Regions from separate parts of the Homo sapiens genome. Here region 2 is linked to region 1. A link is a contact called in ENCODE Hi-C or POLR2A ChIA-PET data. All regions are on one chromosome and are shown on one strand. Each heading gives the region's core, a stretch centred on a gene start or an enhancer-like site at or near the end of the contact. The rest is flanking DNA. Distances are from core to core; before and after follow the strand shown. Region 1 has its middle 65 kb from the start of MCM5. Region 2 has its middle 28 kb from the start of RASD2.

The links. A loop is a pair of places that touch in the nucleus more often than their neighbours do. ChIA-PET counts read pairs that join two places held with the same protein, here RNA polymerase II (POLR2A). Pooled maps may share reads with other maps.
Region 2: a pooled map shows a loop between it and region 1 (1.9-fold over the local background). The contact joins two enhancer-like sites. A Hi-C loop is called at or near these places in 1 of 168 maps with a recorded cell type or tissue (A673), 1 of 37 single-sample maps with no recorded cell type and 1 of 50 pooled maps. POLR2A ChIA-PET finds 5 or more read pairs at or near these places in 2 of 52 experiments (Caco-2 and OCI-LY7).

The regions. Positions count from the first base shown.
Region 1 is chr22:35,461,853-35,467,817 of GRCh38, forward strand. No RefSeq gene overlaps it. Among named protein-coding and RNA genes, the nearest start is that of MCM5, 65 kb to the left of the region's middle. Within about 2 kb of position 3,499, at least 3 of the 41 ENCODE cell types and tissues checked have a DNase peak (open chromatin) inside an H3K27ac peak, as active enhancers do.
Region 2 is chr22:35,566,094-35,572,058 of GRCh38, forward strand. No RefSeq gene overlaps it. Among named protein-coding and RNA genes, the nearest start is that of RASD2, 28 kb to the left of the region's middle. Within about 2 kb of position 3,443, at least 5 of the 41 ENCODE cell types and tissues checked have a DNase peak (open chromatin) inside an H3K27ac peak, as active enhancers do.

The sequences.
Region 1 (5,965 bases), core at 2,249-4,748:
AGTGGTGAGATCTCGGCTCACTGCAGCCTCCACCTCCTGGATTCAAGTGATTCTCCTGCCTCAGCCTCCCGAGTACTGGGGACTACAGGCATGTGCCACCACACTCGGCTAATTTTTGTATTTTTTACTAGAGATGGGGTTTTGCCATGTTGGCCAGGCTGGTCTCGAACTCTTGACCTCAAGTGATCCACCCGCCTTGGCCTCCCAAAGTACTGGGATTACAAGCATGAGCCACTGTACCCGGCCCCATTTGCTTCTGATTATAAACATTCAAATTTACTCTTTGGATAGGTCATACGTGCAGATGGAACAAAATTCAATTCACAAGGCCCAAGGGTATCCAGAGAAACATCTTCCTCCTTCCCACACTGCCCGCCTCGGGCCCTGGCCACTGGCTGCTCTCCCCAGAGACCGTCCATGGGACTAGTTCTTTGGGTCTCCTGGTAGAGTTCCTGTCTTACCCACGTGTACATACTTAGACCAGAGCCTCCCAATTCTGGCTGCACACGAGAATCTCCTGGGGAGTTTTACAAAGTCCTGATATCAAGGCCCTACTCCACATCAATGGAACCAGAGTCTGTGGGGGCAGGCCCAGGCACTGGGCCACGCCGAAGCCTCCTGGCAGTTCGGATGTGCAGGCACACACACATCTGCCTGCACCCAAGCTCAGTGAGGAAGAAGGGAGGACAGAGGATGGGCAGCCCTGCCTGGGTACCAGACCCTCTCACATGCTCTTGTTTGCTTCTCGTGACATTCCTGCCAGACGGCATCATTGTCACCCCCCATTTCACAGGCAAGGAAGATGAGACTCAGGGGCCACACAACTGCCAGGGTCCCCCAGCCAGGAGTGAGGCCTGGAATCTGAGCCCAGGCCAGCTGCTTCTGACGTCTTCCTTCCTCGGGGCCATGCTGGTGGGAGGATAATAATAAAACCGACCCACAAAGATGTTGTGAGACTGAGATGTGCTAATGGAGAGGAAGGGCTTTGAAAGTCAGCCAAGTGGAGCTCTTACCCACGCGCAGGCTCATTAAAGTCCTGAGAGGGACACAGGGAGCGGGTGATTGCCCTATTTGCCTCTCCTTTGATCAAGTCCCCCTGTCTGCCTTCAGCTTCTGTTTTGCCTCCCTCTCCTGCCCTCCTTCCCTTCTCCTCCACCTACTACTTTCTCTGCCTTCCCAGCCCTTTGTTCTGGGCTGTCCTGCCCCCACCACCAACCCCTACCCCCAGTTTCTCCTTCCTTCTATCTTTATCCTTTGTCAGATCTGGTTTTTTAGTTTGCCACTCTGGCCCTGCTTGAGGGGCTCAGGGACTAGCCCACGGATCATAAGAACCAAGGCCTCCAACAGAGGATTTGTAGAGGTGATGTCACAAGTCTGCAGTTCTGAGCAGCAGGTGGAGAGAAGGCAAGTGGTCCCCCTGAGGCCCCAGACCCAGCCTTTCCAGGGCATCATTTACCCTATCCATCCATCCATCCATCCATCCACCCACCATCCATCCATCTACCCACCCATCGACCCACCATCCATCCATCCATCCATCCACCCACCATCCATCCATCGATCTACCCACCCATCCACCCATGATTCATCCATCCACCCATCCACTCATCCATCTATCTACCCACCCATCCACCCACTATCCATCCATCCATCCATCCATCTACCCACCCATCCACCCACCATCCATCCATCCATCCATCCACCCATCCACCTATCTATCCATTTTCCCACTCAGTTATCTATCCACCCACCCATCCACCTATCCATTCACTCATCCATCCATCTACCCATTCATCCACTCATCCATTCATCCATCCATCCACCCATCCACCCATCTATCCATTTGCCCACTCAGTTATCTATCCATCCACCCATCCACCCATCCATTCACTCATCCATCCATCTACCCATTCATCCACTCATCCATCCAGCCATCCATCCATCCATTCATCTGCTCATCCACCCATCCATTCATCCACCCATTCATCTACTTACTTACTCATCCATCCATCCATTCATCTATCCTCACTTTTGCTGTGTGCCAGGCCCTGAAGGCACAGCCATGAATAAGAGAAACACAGGCCCTCTTCTCATCCATCTGGAAGACAACAATTAAATAATTGCTTTAAACAAAATGCTATAGGACAGTGTCCTGCTCCGGTGAAGGTAGCCTTTTGTAATAGTGCTCTAGGTCAAGAAGAAGACAGACTCTATTTTAGCACACCAAGTGGTAGAACAGCAAGTCTGGCTGTCTTTGGGGAAGTCCACCCTGGGACCAGATCTCGGTGCTGGTCTCACCATCTCCCCTTCCCTACCTGCAGTGTCTGAAATCTTCCAGTGCTCTCCTGCCCCAACCCTTTCAACAGCAGAGGAAATAGAGGGACAGACAGAGGACAAAGAAGGGGCTCCAAGAAAGATGCTTGATGGTCATTGCAGAAGGCAAGGCCCAGGGTCTAGCTGTGAGGCCCTGTCCCTTGGTTGGGATCAAGTTGACAAGACAAGAGCAGCTGCCCCATGTGTGGCAGGAAGCTATTGCTGAGACCTGGAAGTTGAGTGATCATTATTTTGGATTCTGGCAGTAGGGAGACCATATTGTTTTGTATTTTGTTCCCACCCTCACACAGTAATGATGATGCCAGTGAGGACAACACTGGTTAACACTTCTGCGGGGGAGGTTTGCCCTGTACCAGGTGCAGTTATGTGCCCTGGATACCTATGACTAATTAGAGGTAGGGCTGCTGCCAGCATCCCTTAAACAGGTGTGGCCCCTGGAGGCACAGGGCTGTGAAGTAACTTCCTAAACTCACTCAGCTGTGGCAAAACCAAGCGAGGCCCTTGTAGCTGGGGTTACACTGGAGAGTCACACTCTTCCACGGACTGCCTCAACTACTCCACTCTGCCAACTCAACTATTAGCAGAATGGTGCCTGGGGTAACAGTGGACCACCAAGGACAGTAAAAGTCTCCAAGCACACTCTTTAGGCAGTGGCATGAGGTAGTGGCAGCTTGCCCTCTTCAGGGGGATAAGAGGATAGTGGCTGAGAGTGGTATCCTGGAGCCAGTCTCCTGGGTTTGAGTCCCAACTCTGCCTTTTACTACCGTGTGACTTTGGGCAACTTACCCTCTCTGTGTGTCATTTTTCTCATCTATAAAATAAGACCACTCACAGTGTTTCCGTCAAGGTTGATGTGAAGATTAATGGGATAATGGCGGTCAGGAGCTTGGCCTCGGTCTTATTTCTGTATCAGCTGGGGGACTGTGGGCAGGTACTCAGCCTTTCTAGACCCCACTTTCCTCTTATCTGGGATGAAAAGAAACCCAGCTGGGACCTCACACATGACAAAGGCTCAGTGAGGTGGAGAGTCCCAAGCAGATGAGAGGGATGTCTGGTTGCAGGGCAAAGGGACTGGGTCCTAGGAGTATTTGGATGCGTGGCTGGGTTGGATGAGGCAATCGACAGTGGACAGGCTGTCCTGGGAAGCCTGCTCCCCAGCTGCCTGGGGTGAATGCCAGGGCCTGCAGCTTTCACAGGGGCCGTGGCTGGGGCCAGCATCCGTGCATTCTGGGGCCTGGTCTTGCTGCCTCTTTGAACACTGGCTTCAGGTGTTCAAATTCCTATGGTTCAGTGTCCTCCCTGCGGTCCTGAGTAGCACTGCAGGGCTGTGGCCAGGAGCCCAGGGCTGGTGTTTGACCTTCTGGGCCTATGAGTGCCGAGGTGGCCAGGGCTCCTCTCGGCCTCCTCAGTGTGTTAGGTCTTTCTCCTTTTATTTTTATTTATTTATTTGAGACAAGGTCTTGCTCTGTTGCCCAGGGTAGAGTGCAGTGGGACCATCGTAGCTCACTGCGACCTTGAACTCCTGGGCTCAAGTGATCCTAGGACTACAGATTCCAGTAGCTGGGCCTACAGACATGTGCCACCACATCTGGCTAGTTTTTTTGTTTGTTTGTTTTTGAGATGGAGTCTCGCTCTGATGTCCAGGCTGGAGTGCAGTGGCGCGATCTCAGCTCACTGCAACCTCCACCTCCCGGGTTCAAGTGATTCTTCTGCCTCAGCCTCCCAAGTAGCTGAGGATTACAGGCGCACACCACCATGCCAGGTTAATTTTTGTATTTTTTGTAGAGATGAGGTTTCACTGTGTTGGCCAGGCTGGTCTCAAACTCCCAACCTCAAGTGATCCATCCATCTCAGCCTCCCAAAGTCATGCCTGGCTAATTTAAAAATATATTTATTTTTATAGGGACAAGTTCTTGCTATGTTTCCCAGGCTGGTCTCAAACTTCTGGGCTCAAGTGATCCTCCTGCCTCGGCTTCCCAAAGTGCTGGGATTACAGGCATGAGCCATCCATCTGGCCGCTCTTTCTTTTTAAATTATTTATTGAAAAAAATTAAAAAATTTTTATGGGTACATAGTAGGTGTATATATTTACTGGGTAGATGAGATATCCATTACCTCAAGCATTTATCCTTTGTGTTACAAACAACCCAATTATACTGTTAGTTATTTTGAAATGTACAATTAAATTATTATTGGCTATAATTACCCTGCTGTGCTATCAAATACTAGATCTTATTCATTCCTTTTTTTCTGAGACAGGGTCTTGTTCTGTCACGTAGGCTGGAGTACAGTGCTGTGATCATGGCTCACTGCAGCCTTGACCTCCTGGGCCCAAGCAATCCTCCCACTTCAGCCTCCCAAGTAGCTGGGACTATAGGTGTGCACCACCATGTCCGGCTAATTTTGTTTATTTTTTACAGAGACAGGGTCTTACTATGTTTCCCAGGCTGGTGTTGAACTCCTGGGTTCACAAATTCCTCCTGCCTCAGCCTCCCAAAGTGTTGCTATTATAGGTGTGAGCCACCATGCCTGGCCTTATTCATTCTTTCTACTATATTTTTGGACCCATTAACCATCCCTACTTTCCCCTGCCCCCCAACTACCCTTCCCAGCGTATAACCATCATTCTACTCTCTATCTCCATGGTTCAATTGTTTTAATTTTTAGCTCCCACAAATAAGTGAGAACATGTGAAGTTCGTCTTTCTGTGCCCGGCTTGCTTCACTTAACATAATGACCTCCAGTTTCATCCATGTTGTTGCAAATGACAGGATTTCATTCTTTTTTTTTTTTTTTTTTTTTGAGACGGAGTCTCCCTCTGTCGCCAGGCTGGAGTGCAGTGGCACGATCTCGGCTCACTGCAACCTCCAACTCCCTGGTTCAAGCGACTCTCCTGCCTCAGCCTCCCAAGTAGCTGGGATTACAGGCGTGCGCCACCATGCCCAGCTAATTTTTGTATTTTTAGGAGAGACAGGGTTTCACCGTGTTGGCCAGGGTGGCCTCTATCTCCTGCCCTTGTGTTCTGCCCGCCTTGGCCTCCCAAAGTGCTAGGATTACAGGCGTGAGCCACTGTGCCCAGCCTTTTGCCCATTTTAAAACTGGGTTATTAGGATTTTTCCTATAGGGTTGTTTGAGTTCCTTATCTATTCGATTATTAATCCCTTGTCAGATGTATAGTTTGCAAATATTTTCTCCCCTTCTGTGGGCTGTCTCTTCGCCTTGCTGATTGTTTCCTTTGCTGTGCAGAAGCTTTTTAACTTGATGGGATCCCATTTGTCCATTTTTGCTTTGGTTGCCTGTGCTTGTGAGGTATTTTTCAAGAAATCCGCCCAGAACAACGTCCTGGAGAGTTTCCCCATCTCCTTTTTTTCAAGTCTTATGCTTATTTATATTTATAAATATGACTTTTAGGTTTTTTTGAGGTGTGATTTGCCTCTTTTCAGTGCACAGTTTTACAAGTTTTGAAAAACAAAGTCACGCAAACACTGCCACAATCAAGACACGGAGCAGTTCCATCACCCCCCCGAAATTCTCTAATCTCAGCCCCTCAGCATCCCTGGATGCCAGGCTTAAGAAGTGGACTTCCTTCCCCTGGCAGAAGGAGGGCAGGGTCGGGCTCCGCGTCTGGGGG
Region 2 (5,965 bases), core at 2,193-4,692, 100 kb after region 1:
TAAAGTGCAGACTCTGATTCAATAGGTCTGAGGTGGACTTAAGCTTCTTTCTAACAAGCTTCAGTTTTAAGATTCTTTCTGGCTGGGTGCGGTGGGCCCATGCCTGGAATCCCAGCACTCTGGGAGGCGGAGGCGGGCGGATCACCTGAGGTCAGGAGTTTGAGACCAGCTTAGCCAACACGGTGAAACACCGTTTCAACTAAAAATGCAAAATATTAGCCAGGCATGGTGGTGCGCACCTGTAGTCCCAGCTACTCAGGAGGCTGAGGCACGAGAATCGCTTGAACCTGGGAGGCAGAGGCTGTAGTGAGCCAAGATCGTGCCATTGCACTCCAGCTTGGGCAACAAGAGTAAAACTCCGTCTCAAAAAAAAAAAAAGATTCTTTCTGACAAGCTCCAAGGTGATGCTGATGCTGCTGGTCTGTGAGTATACTTTTACTAGAAAATTATGTCACTCAGACCAGGCACCGTGGCTCACGCTTGTAATCCCAGCACTTTGAGAGGCTGAGGCGGGCGGATCACGAGGTCATGAGTTTGAGACCAGCCTGGCCAACTTGGTGAAACCCCATCTCTACTAAAAATACAAAAATTAGCCAGGTGTGGTGGTGCATGCCTGTAATTCCAGCTACTCAGGAGGCTGAGGCAGGAGAATCGCTTGAACCCAGGAGGCGGAGGTTGCGGTGAGCCAAGATTGTGCCATTGCACTCCAGCCTGGGTGACAGAGCAAGACTCGTCTAAAAAAAAAAAAAAAAAGAAAAAAAGAAAGTTATATCACTCTTCCATGGTTTTTAAAAAGGTGTAATGGGGCTGAGGTTTGACTCTCCTGCACAGCTCCCCACTCCCCTGGCTGGGACAGTGATGACAGCATCTTGTGTCCTCCCTTTCTCTTTGGTTCTAGGCCCCTGGTGCGACCCACCTCCCCTTCCTGAGCCATTTCCTCACCTATCCCACCTTTGGAGCTGAGGATGCTCAGTGGGATGGAGATCTGATTCCGCACGCTCCGAGTGCCTTGCTACCTGGATGCCTAGGACACATCCCTTCTCCTCCTGAAGCCTCAGTTTCCCCATCTGTACAGAGAGTGGGTTAGATTTGTCCTCAGAACTGGCTGCACCTCAGAAGCACAGGCAGAGTTTTTACGAAGTACCCTGGCCAGGATGCCACTCAGATTTTATTTCATTGGATGGGGGTGAGGCCCAGACGTGGATATTTTTAAAAAGCTGCCCAGGTGATGCCAACGGGGTGCCAGGGTTGAGAAGCACAGATCTGGTGATCGCTAAAGGTCAGCCCAGCGCCGACTGTCAGAGTGTGTGGTCCCATGGCCAGGTCTGCACACTGACACCATGCTGTCCTATGCAGCGCTCAGAAGCAGATTGGAAAAGTCTCAAAAAGATCTCAGTGCAGCTATTAGACAAGGTCACGCGCCCCCTCATGGGAAACGGCTCTTGAGTTGATGATCAGGATACAGACCCTGGCAGAGAGCTGAACTTTCTTTTCTGCTGACTGACACATGATGAATACTTTAATTAAAGACTCAACCCCACACATCAATCATCAGCAGACCTCCCCCACCAATGTGCCCTCCCACGGGAGGGCTGGAAAAGCTGTCTCTGTGTGCCAGGTGGGACAAGGGGAGGGTGCACCCAGGCTGCCGCTGAGCGCTGGGAGTTAACCTGACATCATGTCCAAACAGGGGGCCCGATTAGCAGGAGGACCCTTGGCTGCCTCACAGCAGAGACAGACCCATGAAAAGATTTTCTTGAAGCCAGCCGGTTGTACGTCTGTACAGTCCAGAGGTTTCCATAGCGACCCGTCTCTTCCTAAGGCTGACAATGGGCTCCAGCACCAGGGGAAGGCTTTCAACGTCCTGAGGATCCCAGCCCGAAATGGATGGGCTGAGCCTGTCTAATCTTGGCTCCACTGGTCCCTCGAGGCACGTCCTTTCAGAAAGGACACTGAACAGGCGGCAGCCCCGCCCCCACTGAGCCCTCAGAGGATGGGAAAGCAATCTTTAGGATGACAGCAGTTAGCGGGTACCTCTCCGTGGTCCCTCTCCACCAATTAGGGCGGTGGATAAGCAGCTGTACCCTGAAGTTAGACCACCCAGGATTCAAATCCCGGCTCTGCCACCTGGGTAACTATGGGCAAGTGACTTGATAGCTGCCTGCCTCAGTCTCCCCAACTGTGAAATAGGGATAATAATACTATCCTCTTCATAGGACTCTTTTGAGGATTACCTGAGTTCATTAAGGGAAGTCCTTACTACAGAATCCGGCACATTGCTCTCATTTTTTACAGCCCAATAGTCATAGATCATGAGACGGTCTCAGTCCCCAGGCTAGAAGGGCTATGCCAGGCCCCCAGTCTCTCCACTGCCCAGGGCGGTGTTTCTGAGGCTTGACCTGGAGGATTTTTAGTCACCCCAATGTCCAGTGCACCCTCCATCTGTGCACCAGGATCTCTGAGGGTGGGACCCAGGCATCTCTTTTTGGAAAACTTTGCAGGTAGTTTCAATGCTTAACCAAAGTTAAGAACAATGGAAATCTGTCAGCTTTTGTGCCTGTAAGGTTTATTTGGCCTGAGTCGTGAGACCCCATGGAGCTCCTGCAGCCTGTGTGGAATCAGGGGAGGGAGGAGTGGACACAAACAATATTTGCACAGTACTAGGCACCCTTTGTGTGCTCATTCATTCATTCATTCCACACAAGCACTTATGCACTTACAATGTGCCCATGCTGTGCCGATAGCCAGGAATGAGACAGAGGGGCCCCGCCCCATGGCACTTACTGACCCGTAGGGGAGGCAGACATTTATGGTTTATCACACAAACACGCTGGCAATGATAAGAACCACACAGAGCAGCTGAAGTGGTCAGGTGGCTTCCCATTCCAGGTGAGATCTGGAGGTTGCGGGGCAGTTAGCAAGTGGGAGAGAGCTGCATGCGGGGAAGGTGGGAGGCGTTGCAGGAAAGGTGAGGGAGACACAGCTGAGCTGTGGTGCTGGCCAGCTGGGGCCTTGCGCCTTATCCGGGCACTGTGACGGCCACTAACAGGTTTTAAGTACCGGAATGACATGATCGGATTTGTAATTTAACTAGATCCTTCTGACTGCTGTTGGGGGAACAGACTGTCAACCTCACAACAGCACTGTCAGCTGAGTATTAGACAAATGATGAACCTGGGCCCAGGGAGCTGAGTCACTCATCAGAGACGTGTGGCTAGCAAGCAACAGAGGCCAGGCCCATCCCAGGCCCCTGCTCTCAGATCTGGGTTCTTTGCACCCCCTCCCCTGGCTGTGTCCATCTCTCTCTCTGCTCCCCGTTTCGTCCCCATTATCTCAGGATCGACTCCAAACTCCCTGTGAGACAATACGATCATCCACATTGGATGACAGCCTTTCTCAAAGCCTCTGTGAGCACAAGTCTTCATTCTTTAGGGATCACTCTGATTTTGAGAAGCAGCCAAAGGCTTTCCAAGCCAAACTTGGCAGGATAAGGTAGGTGATTATATTAGTCACCTATTGCTATGTCACAAATTGCCCCAAAACTTAGTGGCTTAAAACAACAATAAACCTTAATTCTTTCACACATTTCTGTGTGTCAGGAATTGGGAGCAGCTGAGCTGCATAGTCTAGTTCTGGTCTCTCCTCTTTCCCAATGCCTCAGTTTCCCCAATTATAAACCAAGGTGCTTGAACCGGACCCTAATATCCCTCTTAACCTTGGTGCTTCCAGAAAAGGTTTGATTCTCCCACTCTTGCCAATTCCTCTTCCTCCTTAGGCGGTGGGCCCAGGCTCACAGAGAACTGCAGGTCATTAGCCAAACTTTTTTTTTCTTCCACAAAGAGCTTCGGCCTATAGCTGGGCGCTTTCTACCTACCTGCTGCAAAGGGCCGGAGGTGAAACCCTGAACCTGAGATGAGGTCAGAGCAAAAACCCAAAATGTCATCCCCCAAGACTCCTGAGCTGTGGCGGGGTGCACTGAGAATGGGTTGCAGACTTCCTTGTGGTCCGCTGCGGGGCCACTAACTGCTCTGAAGTGTCTTTGCCCTGAGTTCTCTGAAACACTGAGCACCTAAGGGAGAGCAGGCACGCGGCAGATGGGTGACAGCAGCCAGGCACACCTGCCGCACTCCGATCCCTCCTGGCTAGGGGCTAGGCATCTTGGAACGCTTACGAACGGGGTCTTCAGCTCTGCAGCCCCCAATCTCAAGACAGCTGGCTCTGTTCTGCCCATCAGGTCCTGAACCCGGAGGCAGGACCTGAAATACCCCAAGGCAGGGACTCACATCCACTGACCTGCTGTGTATCTGGGATTAACTGGAGTCTGGAAGACAACGGGGAGCCTCCAGCTCACCCCCAAAATGAAAGACAGCTCCTGGGGAGCTTATCATTTAGTAGGACAGATGGATAGTTGCCAAATAACCACGCAGGTAAAGGGACCATCACAAGTCTAGCAAGGGCTATGAGGAGCACAGTGGAGCTGGCTGTTAGTGGAGGGCCCCTGGCGAGGCCTCCTGGGGAAGGGATGGTTCAGCTGAGCTTACATCACAGGCAAAAATAAAATAGGGAAAAGAATATCCACCCTCCAAGGGCCCATTTAACTTAGCAAGGGAGAAATGGGGCAGGGAGATTAATGGAAAGAAGGAATTTGGTGGCCGTGCAGCAGGGTCCTGAGCGTCAGCGGCCCGTCATCCCAGTGTTCCTGGGAGGCCAGCACTGGGAGGCACTGGCATCCCAGCCAGCAGCCAGGGTCAGGATTCTAGCCAAAGAGACCTGTCAGGGCCTTGGCACCACCTTGGAGGGACTGCACCGTTCCGCTATCCATTGCTCCTGGAAGTGGCATTACCCTGCCTCCTGGCTGGTGCCGGCCCCTCTGAGCCTCAGCCTTGCTGCTGCTTCCCTGGCTGCATCAGATGCAAGTGGAACAGCAACAGGCCGGCACCCCCAGGGCTGTGTTCGGCCCCTCCGAGAGTCTGCCCTCTGTGGAGTGGAGTCCGGCTAGGACCGTCTTGGCCGCATGCTGAAAGCAGCCCCCAACCCCTCTGACCTACCAGCAACCCACCCACCAGCACGTGGTTGCAGCCTGCTTCTTGGGTCTCCCTGTTCTTGGTGCTTCACCCACCCAAGGCAGGTCATATCTCTCCCGGAGCCAGACCTTCCAAAGGCTTCCCACTTCACCCAAACAAACCCAAGATCCTTCCCCAGGCCTCCGAGGCACCGGCACATCTCTGGCCTCATCTGCTACTCCTCAACCCAGACCTCCTTGCTGTGCCTCCAACTCACAGGTACAGGCAGCCACAGGGCCTTGGTACCTGCTTTCCCCAATGACTTTTCTTCCAAATACACACGCGGCTTCATCTGTCACTTCCTCCACATCTCTGCTTAAATCCCGTCTATTCAAAGAGGGCTTCTTAGCTACTCCATCCAAAATAACCCCTCGGGCACTCTTTACTCCCCCTCTCTGCTTTTCTTCTTTATAGCATCTATTGCATTATATATATATATGAAATAAAAATTTTATTTATTATTTGTGTCTCCCCTAGAATGTAAATCTCAAAGCTCAGAACACTGGTTTTGTTCACTGCTATATGCCCAGTGCCGGCCAGATGCGGTGGCTCACGCCTGTAATCCCAGCACTTTGGGAGACCAAGGCGGGCAGATCATCTGAGGTCAGGAGTTCGAGACCAGCTTGGTGAACATGGTGAAACCCTGTCTCTACTAAAAATACAAAAATTAGCCAGGCATGGTGGTCCACATCTGTAATCCCAGCTACCCGAGAGGCTGAGGCAGGAGAATCACTTGAACCCAGGAGGTGGAGTTTGCAGTGAGCCGAGATCATGCCACTGCACTCCAGCCTGGGCAACAGAGCGAGACTCAGTCTCAAAAATAAATAAATAAATAAATAACCCCAGTGTCTATAGCATGGCCTGACGTATAGGAGGCCCTCAGAAAATATTTGTTGAATGAA